Regions from separate parts of the Mus musculus genome. Here all the other regions are linked to region 1. Evidence: chromatin loops called from intact Hi-C (ENCODE). Cell type or tissue: heart. All regions are shown on one strand. Links, peaks and the distances in the headings refer to the core of each region. The heading gives the core; the rest is flanking DNA.

The links. A loop is a pair of places that touch in the nucleus more often than their neighbours do. Peaks named below come from ENCODE experiments on the same cell type or tissue, not always from the same donor. Only the 100,000 strongest peaks of a DNase experiment are listed, where the experiment ranks them.
Region 2: it touches region 1 in a loop (6-fold over the local background); 5 of 42 quality-filtered maps call a loop at or near these places.
Region 3: it touches region 1 in a loop (2.8-fold over the local background); 2 of 42 quality-filtered maps call a loop at or near these places.
Region 4: it touches region 1 in a loop (2.0-fold over the local background); 2 of 42 quality-filtered maps call a loop at or near these places.

Annotation. Positions count from the first base shown.
Region 1 is chr7:97,245,425-97,250,126 of GRCm38, forward strand. The region is part of intron 2 of Gab2 (growth factor receptor bound protein 2-associated protein 2); the gene reads left to right. Among named protein-coding and RNA genes, the nearest start is that of Usp35, 84 kb to the right of the region's middle. In heart, for the core only: no CTCF peak of the experiment used is centred there; DNase peaks (open chromatin) are centred at 2,447 and 2,927.
Region 2 is chr7:97,079,283-97,083,984 of GRCm38, forward strand. Gab2 (growth factor receptor bound protein 2-associated protein 2) reads left to right here and starts at 2,469. Exons shown (of 10, transcript NM_010248.2): 1 at 2,469-2,624. The coding sequence starts at 2,544. In heart, for the core only: a CTCF peak has its summit at 2,266; a DNase peak (open chromatin) is centred at 2,349; H3K4me3 peaks cover 1,753 bases; H3K27ac peaks cover 1,763 bases.
Region 3 is chr7:97,170,285-97,174,986 of GRCm38, forward strand. All of the region lies in intron 1 of Gab2 (growth factor receptor bound protein 2-associated protein 2), which reads left to right. Among named protein-coding and RNA genes, the nearest start is that of Gab2, 91 kb to the left of the region's middle. In heart, for the core only: no CTCF peak of the experiment used is centred there; a DNase peak (open chromatin) is centred at 2,057; H3K27ac peaks cover 972 bases.
Region 4 is chr7:97,294,963-97,299,664 of GRCm38, forward strand. It overlaps Gab2 (growth factor receptor bound protein 2-associated protein 2), which reads left to right. Exons shown (of 10, transcript NM_010248.2): 4 at 3,866-4,440. Among named protein-coding and RNA genes, the nearest start is that of Usp35, 35 kb to the right of the region's middle. In heart, for the core only: no CTCF peak of the experiment used is centred there; a DNase peak (open chromatin) is centred at 2,719.

The DNA.
Region 1 (4,702 bases), core at 997-3,496:
CTTCCCTGCAATTCCTCATGTATTCCAGCCAAACATCTAGTATAAAACCTGAAGGACCAAGCCAGACCAGGAGTAAAACTGAGTCTAAATATTCACACAGATTGGAGAAGACATCAGCTTCCTGACAAAGAGCTTCTTCCAAAAGGAAACACAGGCTAATGCGCCAGAAAGAAAAGAACAAAAAAATGCCAAAAAGATTTCATCTCATATATGTGGGACCCATTTTTGTTTTGTGTTTATATACAAAATTAAGACTCTCCCTCCCTCTAGGAATCAAAATGACTTTCAAAACTTAACATAAAAAAGCAGATAACTGCTCTGAGCTGTGTTTACCAATAGACATGTCTGGGTCCTCGCATTGGTGGCCAGGCACAGGCAGCTGTCCCTGACCAGATGTACCATGTACAAAAAGAACCAGCTTTCAGCTGAAAAAACTTGGATGAATTATTCATGTGCTGAGCAATCAGCCAGTGTTAGGAAAGCTCTCACCCTTTGAATTCTGAAATCTGAGGTCTGCTTTGCTTTTTTTTTTTCTTTTTCTTTTTTTTTCCAAATTTTTATTAGGTATTTACTTCATTTACATCTCAAATGCTATCCCAAAAGTCCCCTATACCCTCCTTCCCCACCCCTGCTCCCCTACCCACCCACTCCCACTTCTTGGCCCTGGTGTTTCCCCTGTACTGGGGCATATAAAGTTTGCAAGACTGATGGGCCTCTCTTCCCAATGATGGCCGACTAGGCCATCTTCTGCTACATATGCAGCTAGAGACACGAGCTCTGGGGGTACTGGTTAGTTCTTATTGTTGTTCTTCCTATAGGGTTGCAGACCCCTTCAGCTCCTTGGGTACTTTCTCTAGCTCCTCCATTGGGGGTCCTGTGTTCTATCCAATAGCTGACTGTGAGCATCCACTTCTGTGTTTGTCAGGCACTGGCATAGCCTCCTCCCCCCTTCACTTTTCAGTTGCTGCACAGGACCCACAGAGCCACTATGGAATCTGGCAGGTCATCTGTGCTGAAACCCAGGGTTTCTGCTTATTTGCAGTTTGACACCAAATAAGTAACTTTTTACCTCTTATGGTTTTATCATCTGGAAAATGGAAATGATTCATCATGGGGTTGTTGGAGAGGTTATACCAGATCACACAGGAAACATCAGGAAAATGTGTAGGAACAGTGGCTGCCAAGTGCTTCTTTCCATATAGTGAGGACGGTGGTGTAAAAGTAAAGATGTTCTTTGTATCTATAAAACAAGATAAACAGGATGTGATTTAAATATCTACCATTTTTAGAAAGCTTTCCTGTCAGCAAACCCTTCTGTAGTCTCATTTGAAACAAAAATGAAGTGACAAGGGGCAACTGACGTTATTTCTGTTGCACAAGGAGGAACAGGGAGATTTTGGAACAGAGACCTAAAAGCAGAGGTGCTGGGGCTAAGTCCCAAGGCTTTTACGCATCCTCAGACTATGTTTGCTAACTCCTCATTTGTTCTAACTCTTCACAGGCAAGTCTGGCATAGCTGCTTCTAAGTCACAAAATAGCCAGCCAGAAGGAAGAGCAGCAGGACGTTTATAAATCACTGACAACTGATTATTTTATAAGTGTAGTGATATTATAAAAGTGGCCTCTGACAGCTAAATTAGCAAACTAACATGGTCTGTCTCCAACTAGCCAGCAAGCCACTATGAATGAATTGGAGCTCAGGGAGTTTAGCTCACCAAAGTCCTATTTTGTAACTGGTAAAGATTTAGAAATAGGGCCAAAGCCTCTTCTATATTCTCTCCATGGAATTAGCTTTTCCTTTATCCTTTACCCCTTGGCAAGAGTTTTGTGACAATAGTTAGCCTAATTCTGTGGAATGAAATCCCAGAGTTCTAGATGTTTTCTTCTTCCACCTTTTCTCTACTAAAAAATATTTGATGAGGCTGCTCCCCAAAATCTGTTTTATAAATATTTAAGCTTCCAGTAATCCTTGAGTTTCCTATCTCTCTAGCAGACTATTTCAAGCCTTGGTTTTCATCTGGGGTCAGACAACACTCATAGGAATGCTTTGAGGAAATATGCAGCATCCTATGGAAGAATGTCAGTGGGGGGTCTTCAAACAGCTCATCCGTCTCTAGACCACCTATTCCTGCTAGACAGCAGAAAGAGCTGTGGGAGAGCTGCTGTCCACACAGATGCCTTCTGACAACCTTGTCCTCCCCTGCCACCCCATGATGAAAGTGGGTAGGAGAGTGAAAAATTAGGATAGAATAAGGCAGGGGAGAAATATTTCCCTTCTCATATGCCTGAGAGGCCTTTTCTTCCCTGTTCCCTCTCCCACCTTTTGGTGTTGTTTCTCTGAACTTAGATTCACAGCTTCTCTTGGGACCCTTCTTGGAAGCTGAGAGCCAGTGTGGGAGGCAAGAAGCAGAATCTCCCCAGACTACAACCCAGCTGTTGAGGAGCAAAGCAAAGAACAGGGTGGAGACTGACTCAAGCCCCAGGCCAGAGGTGGAGGCTGCTTTCTGAATCACCCACCCTTTTTTTTTTCCACTGAGACAATGAGGAAAATAAACATCCAGACCAGTTTCCAGCCAGCTCTGAAATTCCTGTTCCCTTTAAAAAAAAAAAAAAGTGTTATTACGAGCAGTTCTGAAGAATTAGATCTCCTTCATTATTATTATTTGTTTTTGTTGTTTGCAACTTGGTCTAGTCACCCAAAAAAAAAACAGGTCTTGAATTGAATATGAGCTACATAAATCTTCATAGAACTCTCTGTAGCCCTGACCTTCAGGAAAGTCCAGACTCTGGAGGAGGAAAAGGTGACTGGGAAAAACATGACCCCTTTCTCCATTCTAAGACTTGATCCGTCTTCCTGTTCTGTCTATTTATACGAGACACTCCCCCTCACCTCCCTAGCCAACCAGCATAGATTAAGTCTAGTGTTACCTGCCAAAACCCACAGACTGGGGAGTAGGAGCAGTCTGGTCCTGAGTTCTCAACTTTGGAAAGCTCGCAGATGTGTCTTGAGACTCCCGGCACCCACCCCTCCTGTTTTGTTGCTGTTCATGGATGACTTCCGATTACCCATTGTGAAGAAAGGTAGTAGTGATTTGTTGAAATTACCAGAGTACATTCCAAAATTCTGTATAACTTCAATTTTGGACTTATAATAATGGTAGAACTAGAATTTTGTGTTTAGTGGAAGAGGCGTTTGTATTAAAAGGTTGTCTTAGATCCCTGAAAATCTTAAGTCTGATTAAATATCCAGTCATAGTTATTCTTTTTTAATTAGATATTTTTTATTTACATTTCAAATGTCCCCTTTCCTAGTTTCCCCTCTGAGAATCCCCTATCCTCTCCCCCCACCCAATCCCCTGCTCCCCAACCTACCCACTCCTGCTTCCTGGCCCAGGTATGCCCCTATACTGGGACAAAGAACCTTTACAGGACCAAGGGCCTCTCTTCCCATTGATGACCGACTAGGCCATCCTCTGCTACATATGCAGTTAGAGCCACGAGTCCCTCCGTCTGTTTTATTTGATTAGTGGTTTAGTCCCAGGGAGCTCTGAGGTTACTGATTAGTTCATATTGTTGTTCCTCCTAGGGGGCTGCAAACACCTTCAGCTCCTTGGGTACTTTTCTTTAGCTCCTTCATTGGGGACCTTGTGCTCCATCTAATGGATGGCTGTGAGCATCCACTTCTGTATTTGTCAGGCACTGGCAGAGCCCCTCAGGAGACAGCTATATCAGGTTCCTGTCAGCAAGCTCTTGTTGGCATCTGCAATAGTGTCTGGGTTTAGTGGTTGTTTATGGGATGGATCCCCAGGTGGGGCAGTCCCTGGATGGTCATTCCTTCAGTCTCTGCTCCAAACTTTATCTCTGTTATTCTTAAGATGCTGAATGCTACAAAGCCTATAGATATAGTCATTTCTCCAAGATCTAAATTGAGAGACAAAGTCTCAATTTTAGATTTCAACTTTGTTACTTATTCAATGTGTAGATCTTATGAGATCTTCAACATTAAACTTGAAGTAATTTTAAACATTGGGTTTTTTTAATTACTTTTTTTACACTCCATATTTTATTCCCTCCCCCAGTCTACCCTCTGACTGTTCCACATCCCCTACCTCCTCCCTACCCCCTGTCTCCACGTGGATGTCCCCACCCCCCACCCTGCCTGACCTCTAAACTCCCTGGAACCTCCAGTCTCTTGGGGTTAGGTGCATCATCTCTGAATGAACACAGACCCGGAAGTCCTCTGCTTTATGTGTTGGGGGGACTCATATCATGTGGTGTATGTTGTGTGTTTGGTAGTCCAGTGTTTGAGAGTTCTCAGGGGTCCAGATTAACTGAGACTGCTAGTCCTCCTATGGGGTCACCCTCCTACTCAGCTTCTTTCAGCCTTCCCTAATTCAACAACAGGGGTCAGCAGCTTCTGTTCATTGGTTAGGTGCAAATATCTGCATCTGACTCTTTCAGCTGCTTGTTGGGTCTTTCAGAGAGCAATCATGATAGATCCCTTTTTGTGAGCACTGCATAGCATCAGGAATAGTGTCAGGCCTTGGAACCTCCCCTTGAGCTGGATTCCACTTTGGGCCTTCTTTTCCTCAGGCTCCTCTCCATTTCCATCCCTGTAATTCTTCCAGACAGGCACAATTATGGGTCAGAGATGTGACTGTGAGATGGCAACCCCATCCCTCACTTGATGTCCTGTCTTCCT
Region 2 (4,702 bases), core at 945-3,444, 170 kb before region 1:
AATTTGTTTTCCAGTTTTTTCTAGGGAGATGGGGGGCTGGGGACACAACAGCGAATGGAGAGGACATAGTGAAAGTCCAGACAGGAACATTCTGTCCAAGGGCTGTCTCCAGGCCTCACGCACTTCTGAGAGTCTGAAGACAGAGCCAGGGAGCCCAACAACAGTCATGCTCCCTGTGTGCAGCTAGCACCTCTGGGCACCCACTAATAAGGACAGACAATGAAAGTCAGGGCAGAAGAGCAGGGGCACTATGTGTAGCCCCTGCTGAGTTTTGGAGAAGGATTGGGACATTCTGAAGATTCCCCAAACCGGAGCTCTGTAACTGTTATATTTCAAGACCCTTTCTGTTTTTGATCACATAACACCAGACTGCCAATTTCATGAACTTAAAAATAACAACCCGTCTTTGCTAAACAAAACCAACCCAGACTAATAGTTGATGAGTCTCCCCGCCTGTGTCTTAAATCTCACAATTCTCGGATTAGTATTCCCGCTCTCCTAGGAGAGGGTAGGGCATATGTCTGCTTGACTTCCATCACAACCCTAGGTGCAGCCAGTCTTTGCAGATTTCTCAGGCTGCAATCCTGGAGATTTGGCACCAGGACTCAAATGTGAATGGAATCAGGGTTGCTTTGTTGTGACTGGGAGTCACTGCCTCCTGGTTGACTTGGCAGACTAAGTATTTTGATATTTATGTCTCACAAAGTGTTTAAGGTCCTGGGAGCCAGAGGTTTTAAAATGGCCATAATTCTAGTGGTGGCTTAAGAATCCCTAAATTAAAAAGTCAAGGGTGATTATGGTCCCAGATACAGCCTAAGCATTCTAGCTTCATGTTCTGTGGAGCTACTCTGGATACTTGAAGGTCAGTGGAATGGGTCAAAGGTCCCTTCATCTCTCAGAGTGACTAGAATTGCTAAGCACAGGTAGGAATCAGCTTTTATAATTGAAATGGTTAAAGATTCCCCAATCCAAACAAAATCTGTTAGACTAAAAGATGTCCAACTATCTAAAATAACTAGCTTTGGTGCACCCAGAGAGAAGACTAAAATAATCCAGAAAACAAAGGTTATGCTGAGGCATTGCAAGATGCTGCCTCTCCGGTTCATGCATCAACCACACAACTCCCTGTTGATAAAGTGGGTTACTAAGCAACTTCATGAGAAACTAGAAGGGAACCTACCTTTTAAATGCTGTTTGGAAAGGTACTTTGTGAGTTAAAAAAAGAACTCTTACCAAAGGTTTTGGTTTTGCTTTTCTTTTTCCTCCACTTTCCCCCTGGAGCACTGGTGTTGGGTGTTTGCTTCCTGGTCCTTTATCTCAACCCTCTCAGCACAAGCCAGTGAGAAAAAGATCTCTATATTCACATTTATATAGGAGAGATCTCTTATAAAGTCAATGAGTGGAAACTCTGGACATTTTTATCACAATTTCTTGTTCTTTTATACCTCCTTGTTTTCCAATTCATTGTGTTCTGCAAAACTTACAGTTTCCTTTTACTGGATTCAGTTTTCCCAGAGGCACTATGGGAGAGCGCCAGCTGGACTTTGTTTCTCAGCAATAAGATCTAGTCCCGTCCAGTCCCCCCACACCCCCCCCCCAAGCACCCTTTGATCTACAGACATTACTGCAGTAATGTCACTCTGGGAAAAAAAAAAAAAAACAGGAGAGAAGATTCCCCTCCCCTCCTCCCAAAACACCTGGATTAGAAAGGCCTGCATTGTGTCAGCTGTGTGGCTTCAGGCTATCTGTAAAATGGGTATAATTATGACCTATCCAATTTGTAAGGCAGTGAAGATAATCGCTGTGGAAGGTGAATGCAGTAAGCTCCCAGCACACAGTATGTCTGTTTGCTGCTTCTCTGGCCTAGAGATGTGAGAGTTAACTTACAGTGAAGCAGGACTCATTTCAGCCAGAATCGGACTTACTGAAACCTGAAACTGTGGGAATGGACAGGAAACCGGAGCAGTCCTTGGATCTCTGTCCTACTCTTCCACGACGCTGGGGAAGAGGGGTTGAGCATAGGCTCAACGTTCGACCTAGGGTGGATAGCCTCTGGCCTTCCCTCACCCTAGCACCGGCACCACCCAGAGGTCTTCACGACCCCGCCTGCAGCTCCAGGCTTAGAGGGGGGAAAAAACCAACAACAGCCACCAAGACCCTGAGGACGCAGCTGCTGGCGACAGCTCGTCTCACGGCCTCCGGGCCTGTGGGGTCCAGGCTAACTGGCCTCTGCGCCGGCTGCCCTCGGGGACCTCGCGGGGCTGTGGGCGTGGCGAGCGCCCGCCTGCTGAGGCGCCCTGGTGGGGCTGTGTGTGTGTGTGTGTGCGCGCGCGCGCGCGCGGCCGGAGGGCGGGGGGGGGGGGTGGAACTCGAGCGCGCGCAGGCAGCCGGGCCCGCGCGCCTCACTGCCTCGTCCTCGCCCCGGGGCTGCCGGGCCCCTCCCCTCCCCCGCGAGCCGCGCACCGGCAGCCGGCTGACCCAGCAGCCCGCGCCCGCGCCCTTGTCCGCGCGAGCCGGCGGCGGGCTCCAGTTTAGCCGGCGACATGAGCGGCGGCGGCGGCGACGACGTGGTGTGTACCGGCTGGCTGAGGAAATCGCCTCCCGAGAAGAAGTTGAGGCGCTATGTGAGTGAGGCGAGCGGGCGAGCGGGCGCGGCCCGGCGGGAGGGCGGCCGGGGGCTGTCCCGCGGCCTCGGAGATGGGGGCGCTGAGAGAGGCCGGGCGCGGCGAGCCGGGGCCCCGCGGCCTCCGAGGGCGAGAGCGGCGGGCGCGAGTGGGGCGCCTCACACCTGTCACAGGTGCGCCGCCGAGGGGCGGGGCGCAGGTCGGGGCTGCGGCTGCCGCCTGCCTCCCCGAGAACTCCTCGCTCGCCGAGCCGAAGTTTGGAGCGATTGTTCCGGGCGACCGGGAGAGTAAAACGCCCGGGGCCGAAGGAGCCGAGTCGCCCCGATCGGGAGGGTAGGCTGAGGGGCCGCGCGGCCCCGGGCCCACAAAGGGCGAGGCGCCGGCGCCCCTCTCCCGGTCCCTTTCTCTGTCCGCCCCTCCCCGGTGGCCGCCTTGCTTCCTTCCAGTCTGCGGCCACTACATCACGGGCAGCGTCAGCGGCATGTGCAGCGCTTGTATTAAGTGACTCATTTGTTTGTCCCCCTTCTTTCCCATTATTCCGAATGTTTCTCACATACCCCCCCCCCCCACACACACACACCGCGGTCCTCCGCCCCACGGGGTGACACTGCAGTTTGGTCCTCAATAACTGGCCAGAGTTTTGTGTCGTCTGGTGTCTGGGGTCTGAAGATGTGGCTCTGAATTGCTAGGTGGTGCGAGCTGGCTGTGTGTAGTGAAATTGGTGGGACGGGCCGTCCCCTCTACGTGAGAAACTGGCAGTTGGGGTCGGGGCACCCACTTCTTGTCTACCGAGCTCAGAGAACAAAATGGTGCCAGGATCCGAGATTGGGGTAGTCTGAGGAGTTTAGAAACGGAAAGTCCGTTAAAGGAGTGCAGGTCCTCCCATCTTCTCGCTCTCCACTTGCCAAGAATCGTCCTTGTTCTGCTGCCTGGGAGTGCTGGACTCTGAGAAATCACTCCCACAGCCTGGAAGTGAGCGGTCGCTTCCAGCTGCAGTGCATCAAGGGAGCTCCCAACAGACCCTGCCCTCTGTCAGCTGCACTAGTGGCTGGCCATGGGGGACAGAAGCTTACCAGAGTTTCCTGTCTCTACTCCCCAGATCAGAATCAAGGGACTTCTGGCCTCTGGACTGAGGAAGTGACATTCTGTTTTTCAAAGGAAGTGTTGTTGGGGAGTGCAAGTGTGTCAATGAAACCAGGCTCTGACTTAGGTCACTTGCTTGCTGGGAAGAGGGGGCAGGGGGAAGGGCAGGGAATCTAAGGATTTAGTGCATGCCTTTTGAAAATGGACAGAGATTTGGCATACAGTAATATAGTAGGGGTGTTTAAGCTTGAAAGCTCATTTGGGGGGGGGAGTTGATATGAGTAAAATATTTTAATTACTAGGAGCTTTTTCTTTTGTTTTGTTCTGTTGCCTGTTGCTGTAGCCTAGGCTTGAACTGCCAGCACTTACACTTGGGAAACAAGAGACAGGAGGATCAGAGGTTCAAAACCAGCCTAGCTTGCTACTTGAGACCCTGTCTCTCATTTGCATACCAAACAACACACACACACACACACACACACACACACACGCACGCACGCACGCGCGTGCCCATCATGGATGCACACAACTTCAAGATGGCTTAATGGGTAAAAGCAGTGTCCCTTAAGCCTGTTGACTTATGTTTGATCCTCTGGAACCCATATAAAGATGGAAGAAGAGTTCTGACCTACACACTCACGCTGTGGTGTCGCGTACACTCACACAGTCTCTCATATACACAATAATAGTTAAGAAAATTGTGTGGGGTGACTTTGTCGGGATTGGGTGGGGTGGTTGTTCACGCCTACAGGCATGAGCATGCATCCAGTATCTGGAAGATGGAGGCTGGAGTGGCAGGCGTTCAAGATCATCCTGGACTGCTTAGTGAGCTCAAGGCCAATCCAGACTACATGACCTGCCGCTGAAATAGTGTCCAGTTTAAAAAAATAAAATAAAGATTTCAGATTAGAAAGGAATGTAGCATAGTTGATAGAACGTTTGCTTAGCATACAAGATGTCCTGGGTTTTATCCGAGTACATCATAAACAAGTGCT
Region 3 (4,702 bases), core at 789-3,288, 75 kb before region 1:
TTATATATTTGGCCATTTAATTTCCTCATATTTTTAATTCTTAACTACTTTCACTGTTTGATGATGTTTGCTGTTTTAATGTAACAAATGAAGTGGCAATCGTGGTGTTTATAGTTCCAAGATTTAAAATAAATAATACATAGATATTGTGCTGACAAGTTTTATGTCAACTGGGCACAAATTAGAGTCATTTTGGGAGAGAAAGCCTCCATTGAGAAAATACCCCCACCATATTGGCCTGTGGTGCATCTTCTTAATTGATAATTGATGTGAAAGGGCCCAGTTCACTGTAGGCAGTATTATCCTTGGGCTAGTGGTCCTGGGGAAAGCAGGCTGAGCAAAGCAAGACTGTAATCAAGACTTCAGGTGGCACTCATCCATAGCCTCTGCATCAGTTTCACCTCCAGGTTACTGCCTTCAATTCCTGCCATGACTTCTATGAATGATGAACTGCAATCTATAAAACAAAATAAACCCTTTCTTCCCTAAGTTGCTTTTGGTCATGGTGTTTTATCACAGGAATAGAAACCCTAATTAAGACAAATATCCATAAGCAAAGTGTAAAATCCTATTATTTATTTATATCATAAAGCAGTTTATCAGGGCTTTGGGTATTTAAACTACCTTCCACTCTGTCAAATAAAGATGAGGATATTAGCTTCACTCATGATTGCCCACCAAGTTCTAAAGTGTGGTGGGTAGCATGGAGTTGAAGTCCAACAGTGCTCTGTACATGGAGAGTATTCTAAACTACCAAGAATGTGAAGAGTAAGACAGGAGGAAGCTGGGATGAAATTATAGGGATTGTAGACCTTAAAAGGACCTTGTGAAGACTGAACAGAAAGACATAGAAAATGTGATTTCACTCAATTAAAAGAATTTCAAAGAAGCCTTTAGGAAAGAAGTACTCAGCTGCCTCAAATGCTGCCAAAGAAATGAGCAAAGATAAGAGCAACAACAACAAAGTGTCCATGGATTTACAGCAAAAGAAAGATCACCCACTGTGAAAACCTTGGTGTTTACCCTGCCCAGTCTCCCTAGACTCTAATCATACTGGACCACCTACATTTTGTTTGCCACTTGGCCTTTACATCTGTCTCCTGATGGGTATAAAGAATATACCACTGAAGAATTTTTGTTCTCAGACTATTCATTTTAATCTTGGAAGAATTACTTACCATAATGTCTCTGTGTGTTTGCACGATGCTTAGTAGTACGTTTTACCTTAGTACAGAACTTCTAAGTATACAAACTGCAGATACAAGATGAGGAATGTACCTTTGGGGCAGGTTAGGGTGAAGGTGGGTGTTGAGGACATTTGAGGACTCCACAGTCCCAAGCCAACTCTGAAATAAAGTTCAACATTGTTCCTTCTGCCTTCCATTTAAAATTGTGTTCAGTACTACAGGGGAAAGTACAGATGCTGGAGCTCCATGAACATTTAGCAGACTTTTAGGATTTTGTAGGTATAAGCAAAAGAGATGGCTCTGAAAACCAACTCTATCTTTAAGTTTCTGCTCTAACTGAAGAGCATGAAAGAGCTGGACATGAAACATCTGCCTTTAACTACTCACAGAAAGGTTCTTCCTCAAAATTTACAAATAATCACTTCCTAACAGCTCCCTTCTGTCCTCCTGATGTCACATTTTAGTTTCCCTATTTACACAGATCTCTAAGTGCAGATAGACGTCGACGTCGTGCACTTCATTGTCCCTTCTATACAGATTTTCCTAGCTGCATTGGAGGTGAGGCTCATTCCTTTTGAGCCCACATCCAGGTGAACATAGGGGTTGTTTGTTCTACTGGTTCATATTTCTCATCACATGAGTTGAACTATGTGTGTGAAGCACTGAGACTCTTACCTTCTCTCGGGGCTATAATAATCCCTGTGAATAGCCTAAAACACATTGAGAACTGATAAAGCCTACAGTGAAGTTTAAATCACACTAAGGGCCCCCAATAAGCTTATCTAGGTAAGTAACCCATGTTAGGTTGACCTCACTAGATGAAAGTGCAGGGAGGCCTGGTAACTTCCTGAGCCGCTTGTTGAAATGGCAGGCCCTTGCGGCTTGTTTCCAATAGCCTGTGTATTTTTAGTACTGCTTTTCATGTTAGCTTCCTGTTAACTACTTGCAGGAAATCTTTTCTTGGACATAATCTACCCATTTCCTGAAGTTTTCCTTTCCACATTGTGTCAGCTTGGGGATGAATCAAGTCAGCAGTTTTGGAGAAAGCTTGTTCTCTTCTCTGCCACAGCCTCTTTTGTGTGGAATACTAGTAAAGCTGCCTTTCTAGGGGAGATGGGGGAGGCAAGTCCTCAGTGTGTCAGACTCTGAGGCCTCCTGACACAAATGTGCTTTTGTGTGTGGAGGGGCATGTGTATGTGTTTTCCCCTGCCCAATGGACACTTTCATTAATTAGGTCTGGATGGTGTCTTCAGAGTTATAAACAATGGCAATGGAGATACAGAGCTGTCTCAGTGAGGCTATGGTGGCAGCTACTATATTTCCCTTTTTTGCCTCTGCCCCCACTCCTTTGTCCATTGTGAGTCTAGTCTGCTTTAAAGTAGCCTAGGTCCTCCATTGTCCCGTTCCAATTGCACAGACACTCCCTTCTTACCTTGAGAACTTTACACATAGAAGAGAGATTTTGTGTGTGTGTGACAAGCACAATAGCTCCTCATGTTGGCATGATGTTAAAACATGTGTTGACTCAAAGGGGACCTTTATACATGCTCAAGAGGATATAAACTAGATCAGTCATTATAGAAATCAGAATGGAGATTCTTTTTTTTTATTATTATTATTAGGTATTTTCCTCGTTTACATTTCCAATGCTATTCCAAAAGTCCCCCATCCCCACCCCCCCATCCCCTACCCACCCACTCCCCCTTTTTGGCCCTGGCGTTCCCCTGTACTGGGGCATATAAAGTTTGCAAGTCCAAAGGGCCTCTCTTTCCAGTGATGGCTGACTAGGCCATCTTTTGATACATATGCAGCTAGAGACAAGAGCTCCGGGGTACTGATTAGTTCATATTGTTGTTCCACATATAGGGTTGTAGTTCCCTTTAGCTCCTTGGGTACTTTCTCTAGCTCCTCCATTGGGGGCCGTGTGACCCATCCAATAGCTGACTGTGAGCATCCACTTCTGTGTTTGCTAGGCCCCGGCATAGTCTCACAAGAGACAGCTATATCTGGGTCCTTACAGCAAAATCTTGCTAGTGTATGCAATGGTGTCAGCGTTTGGAAGCTGATTATGGGATGGATTCCTGGATATGGCAATCACTAGATGGTCCATCCTTTTGTCACAGCTCCAAATTTTGTCTCTGTAACTCCTTCCATGGGTGTTTTGTTCCCATTTCTAGGAAGGAGCAAAGTGTCCACACTTTGGTCTTTGTTCTTCTTGAGTTTCATGCGTTTAGCAAATTGTATCTTATATCTTGGGTATCCTAGGTTTTGGGCTAATATCCACATATTGTGTGAGTACATATTGTGTGAGTTCCTTTGTGATTGGGTTACCTCACTCAGGATGATGCCCTCCAGGTCCATCCATTTGCCTAGGAATTTCATAAATTCATTCTTTTTAATAACTGAGTAGTACTCCATTGTGGAAATGTACCACATTTTATGTATCCATTCCTCTGTTGAGGGGCATCTGGGTTCTTTCCAGCTTCTGGCTATTATAAATAAGGCTGCTATGAACATAGTGGAGCATGTGTCCTTCTTACCGGTTGGGACATCTTCTGGATATATGCCCAGGAGAGGTACTGCGGGATCCTCCGGTAGTACTATGTCCAATTTTCTGAGGAATTTCCAGACTGATTTCCAGAGTGGTTGTACAAGCTTGCAATCCTACCAACAATGGAGGAGTGTTCCTCTTTCTCCACTCTGAGAGAGAGAGAGAGAGAGAGAGAGAGAGAGAGAGAGAGAGAGAGAGAGAGAGAGAAGAAAAAAAGAAAGAAAGAAGAGGAAGAGGAGGAGGAAGAGGTGGCAGTAGCAGCAGTGGTGGCAACAGAAGCCAAATCTACCACAGGACCCAGCTGTCTGTATTTATCCAAAGTCAGCATATTACAGAGATACTTAACACATTGTTTATTGCAACATTATTCGTAATAGCTAAATTATGGAACCAAACTAGACATTTAGCAACAGAGCAATGAATGGATAGTGAAAATGGGTATATAACATAATGGAATTTTTCAGCCATAGAAAAGAACCAATTCACATCATTTTCAGGAAAATGGATGCAACTGAAGGTAATCATATTAAGTAAATTAAATCTATATTAGAAAGACAAATACACATGCTTTCTCTCATTTTCAGCTTCTGGATTTTATGTAAAGTTATGTATAGTATTATGACATGAAATTAAACTATTGAGAATGAACAAAGAGGACTAGTAGGAAGAGGGGTGAAAAAGGAAGGGTAAGGGTTTGTAGGTAAATATGCTTAACATGCAATATATATATTCTCATTTTGACCATCCCTTTTGTTGTGAACACAACTGTCTGTCCTATCTCAAAGCAAACCACTATATCTTAAGGTCAGACCTTATCCCAGTACTTAGTTAAAGTAGGAGGATTAGGTAATTACTTGGTACTTACTGTGCATTTGGAGTGAAAACCCCCAAAATGTAAAACTTTATGTCTTCTTTTCCATCACTCAGACTTAGTTCTTCGTTTTCATACTTCAGGATCGGTGTA
Region 4 (4,702 bases), core at 1,288-3,787, 50 kb after region 1:
ATCTTGGGGTAACTCTAACCAAACAAGTGAAAGAGCTGTATGACAAGAACTTCAAGTCTCTCAAGAAAGAAATCAAAGACCTCAGAAAATGGTAAGATTAACAGTAAAATGATCATCATATCAAAAGCAATGATCATCCTATCAATGCAATCCCTATCAAAATTCCAACACAATTCTTCAAAGACATGGAAAGAGAAATTCTCAATTTCATATGGAAAAACTTTTGGAGGAATCACCATCCCTGACCTCAAGCTGTACTACAGAGCAATAGTGATTAGTGATAAAAAAGAAAAACAAAAACTGCATGGTATTGGCAAAAAGACAGACAGATCGATCAGTGGAATAGAGTTGGAGACCTAGAAATAAAACCACACACTTATGGACACTTGATCTTTGGCAAAGAAGCCAAAAATGTACAATGGAAAAAAGAAAGCATCTTTAATAAATGGTGCTGGTCTAACTGGCAGTCGGTATGTAGAAAAATGAAAATAGATCCATATTTGTCAGTTTGCACAAAGCTCAAGTCCAAGGAGATCAAAGACTTCAACATAAAACAAGATACACTGGGTCATCTCATGTTTTAACGTCTGTGACACATACTCATAGAACGGGCTCATCTGGGATTGGGATTGGAAGATGGTCCAAGTGACTTAAGATTGCTAGTGACAGATGGTCATTAAAATGCTAAGTGGTAGTTAATCTTTTTACAAATATTTACACATTATTTTCCCTTAAATGAGAAATATACTTAAGCCAGGAGTGGTGGCACATGCCTTTTATCCCAGCACTTGGGAGGCAGAGAATTCATGGCCAGCCTAGTCTACAAAGCAAGTTCCAGGACAGCTAGGACTACACAGAGAAACCCTATCTTAAACACACACACACAGGGTGGGGAGAAATATTCATTAAAAATCAAAGTGGACTTTCCATCATTAATATACCTACAGTCTAGTAGAGTAGAACAAAAGCAAAATCACAGTACAGTGTGAGTCATGACTATATGAAAATGTATAAAAGAGGAAATAAAAATTATGCAGCTAAAAAATAACAAACTTCTTTTTTTTAAAAAAAAGATGTATTTATTTATTATATGTAAGTACACTATAGCTGTCTTCAGACACTCCAGAAGAGGGCATCAGATTTCATTACGGATGGTTGTGAGCCACCATGTGATTGCTGGGATTTGAACTCGGGACCTTCGGAAGAGCAGTCGGTGCTCTTAACCCCTGAGCCATCTCGCCAGCCCAATAACAAACTTCTTTAAAGTCTGAGAAAGTAAGTGTCAGGTCAGTCATTAGCACTCTGATCCAGAAGAAAAATCAGAAGGAAATAAGTTGGAGTAGATTGGGTAAGACCTGAACATGTGAAAAATCATTATGGGTAATCATCATCATTTCTGGTTTCCCAAGACCAGAGTCAAGGCAGAAATGAATTGAAGAAGGAAGGTGTCTTCCTTAGGGTTTTACTGCTGTGAACAGACACCATGACCAAGGCAAGTCTTATAAAAAGCAACATTTACTTGGGACTGGCTTACAGGTTCAGAGGTTCAGTCCATTATCATCAAGGTGGGAACATGGCAGTATCCAGGCAGGCATGGAACAGGCAGAGCTGAGAATTCTACATCTTCATCCAAAGGCTGCTAGTAGAAGACTGACTTCCAGGCAACTAGGGTGAGGGTCTTAAGCCCACACCCACAGTGACAGACCTACTCCAACCAGGTCACACCTATTCCAACAAGGCCACACCTCCAAATGGTGCCACTCCCTGGTCCAAGAATTTACAAACCATCACAGAAGGTGACTGGTGCATTCTGGAAAATGTTCATTTTTACTGCAGAACAACACACCTAGGAGGTTCTGCCACTGCTGGGGCGTCTTCCTGAACTGCAATCTTTATATAGCTAAATCCCACTAACCCCACTTTTTAAATTAACAGATACTATTGTATGATTTTATTACAATACTAGCTTCTGGTAGCCTCATTATGCTCTGTTCCTATGAGATTGGTAATTTGGATTCTATGTGCATGAGATGCAGTATCTGTGTTTCTGTCTGCCTTGCCTTCCAGCATGCTTCCTCCAGCCTGAGCAGCATGGAGAGCCTTAAAGTTGCCAAGTTGTTTTAAACATCTTTGGCCCCAAACTGAAATGCCTTTATTTTGTTTTGCTGTTCTTTTTTCTCGACTCACTCAGATGTGATGTCTGTGAAAAGGCCTTTCTAACATGACCCCACCAGGAAAGGTTAATATGTGGCCACTGACAGACTCATACTTGACTGTGGTAATTTGCAGGGATGGCATCTCCTGTGATTTCTAAGCACACAACACCTCTGTATCCATTGTGTCTAGCCTAGATGGGGAGGAAGACATCAACAAGTATTTGTCGAATGAAAAAATCAGATTAAGACATCTAATGAGAATTGGAAATTCAAAAACAATAATAAGATAAAACATACCAAGGACAAATATGAACACTCTGTACCTGCCATTGATTCTCCTGCCTCAGCTGTGATGTTTATCTATCCTGGGCCTTAGCTCTTGGCTTGGTTATGTGAATGGAAGTGACTGGAAAGGGAGAACAAACACAAAAACCTAGGTAGAGGGGCTGGTAAATTTGGGGGGACTGAATATTAGGACCACCAGTGGCCCATGTTAAGGGGAACCTGGCCAGCATACTTGGTTCCATTCATCTGTTTAAACTTCTAGGCACTGTTCTCTACTACCACCTGGTGGCCACATCTATAAATAGCAAGTTCCTCGCGAGGGAGCTAAGGGAAAGCAGATGATGATCCACCAGTGGTTCTCAGTTCAAACATCACCCAGGAGAACACAGAGGTGTGAGTGTGAACCTGCACCTTATTCTGGTAAAGTCTCCAAGAGCTTACTAGGTTTCTGAAGATACCTCTGGTCTACAAAAGACAGAACTACTGCTGAGGGTTGATTCCCTTGTCTCCCGCTCAGATGAAATCCTCCGAAGGATCATCAGAGACAGAAAGCAGGCCTGGTTCCCTGCTACTCATCCTCCAGCTTAACACAGTACTTATGCAGAACCCAGTTTAACAACCACTCTTGTGAAATGGAAGGCTTACAGAGCCTCTGACCCAGGTTGTAACTAAGACTAGGTCTCGTACCTAGGAGAACATCATGCTGATGTTCACAGGTAGCAATGCTAGGACTAAGTATAAACTTCCCTTCACTGTTACTGTCGTTAAAGGTGGCCTTGCTTCCCAGTACCATCATTTAAAATGAATAAAAGCAATACCATTTTCTACCCTACTAGAGTTCTCAAATGGAAGTCATTTTACCAACAGTTTTAGATTTCTGGAGAGAACCAGATTCTTCTCAACAAACCATGATTCCTGGTAGAAGATAAAGCCTATAGCTTAAATTTAAATTGGTTCTTTAAAATACAAGCACCAGTGCCCACGAGCGGACTTTAAAGAGAAAAAACTAAAACTCAGATTTTCTGTTTTCTCCCACAACTTGCCATATGTGTGCTCTTTGGTCATTCAGAGAGTGAGCAGGTTATCAGTATGACTGTTTATTTGCATCTCTGGGGCCCAGGAATGACCATATTCTCTGCTAGGAACAGCCACAGAGAAGTCCAGGGGCTCAAAAAGGTTAACATTGCTGGAGCATACACCTGCTAAATACACTAGAGTTGACTTCCTAAAGAATCTTCAGATGATTTGAATTACTATTTTGGAGATGCCTAAAGTAAAAGTCCTAAGATTACACAGTTAATATGTGGTAGGGACTAGGAAGAACTGGGGTCTGCCTGACTCCTCAGTATTCCCACAACAACGAGCTGCGTGCATTGAACATCCTCTGTCCTCTTCTCACTGTCCCCTTCTTGTCTCTCCTTTAGGAGTGCCAGCTTCTCTCAGGGCACCCGGCAGAAGAGTGATACAGCTGTGCAAAAACTTGCCCAGAGCAATGGACACTGTATCAACGGCGTCGGAGGTCAAGTCCATGGCTTCTATAGCCTTCCCAAGCCAAGCCGACACAATACAGAATTCAAAGACAGTACTTATGATCTCCCACGGAGCCTGGCTTCCCATGGCCACACCAAGAGCAGCCTCACAGGGTCTGAGACTGATAACGAGGATGTGTACACCTTCAAGATGCCCAGCAACACCCTGTGTCGGGAACTTGGAGACCTCCTTGTGGACAATATGGATGTCCCAACCACTCCTCTCTCAGCCTACCAGATCCCTAGAACTTTCACACTGGACAAGAACCACAATGCCATGACAGTGGCCACTCCTGGAGATTCAGCCATAGCTCCCCCACCCCGGCCACCCAAGCCAAGTCAGGCAGAAACACCTCAATGGGGCAGCATTCAGCAAAGACCTCCAATCAGCGAAAATAGCAGATCTGTAGCTGCTACTATCCCCAGGCGCAATACCCTCCCTGCAATGGACAACAGCCGACTCCATCGAGGTCAGTGTAATCTGGAGCTGAGACCAGAGGGCCAGGGAGGTGGGCCAGGCATTCTCAGTATATTGCTAGCCCATGGTCACCCCTAAGCCAAGGTAAACTTAAGGACTAATTAGTTCAGTGATAGCAGTTGATGCATCTTCTGTGCAATTTCCTTAGCAGTTGATCCTCCGCCTAGCTGTCAATATGACACCCACCATGGCAGAGGTATAGCAGACTCCACCTTGGAGATGTTGATATTTTGGGTTTGGAGGCTCAAATCATA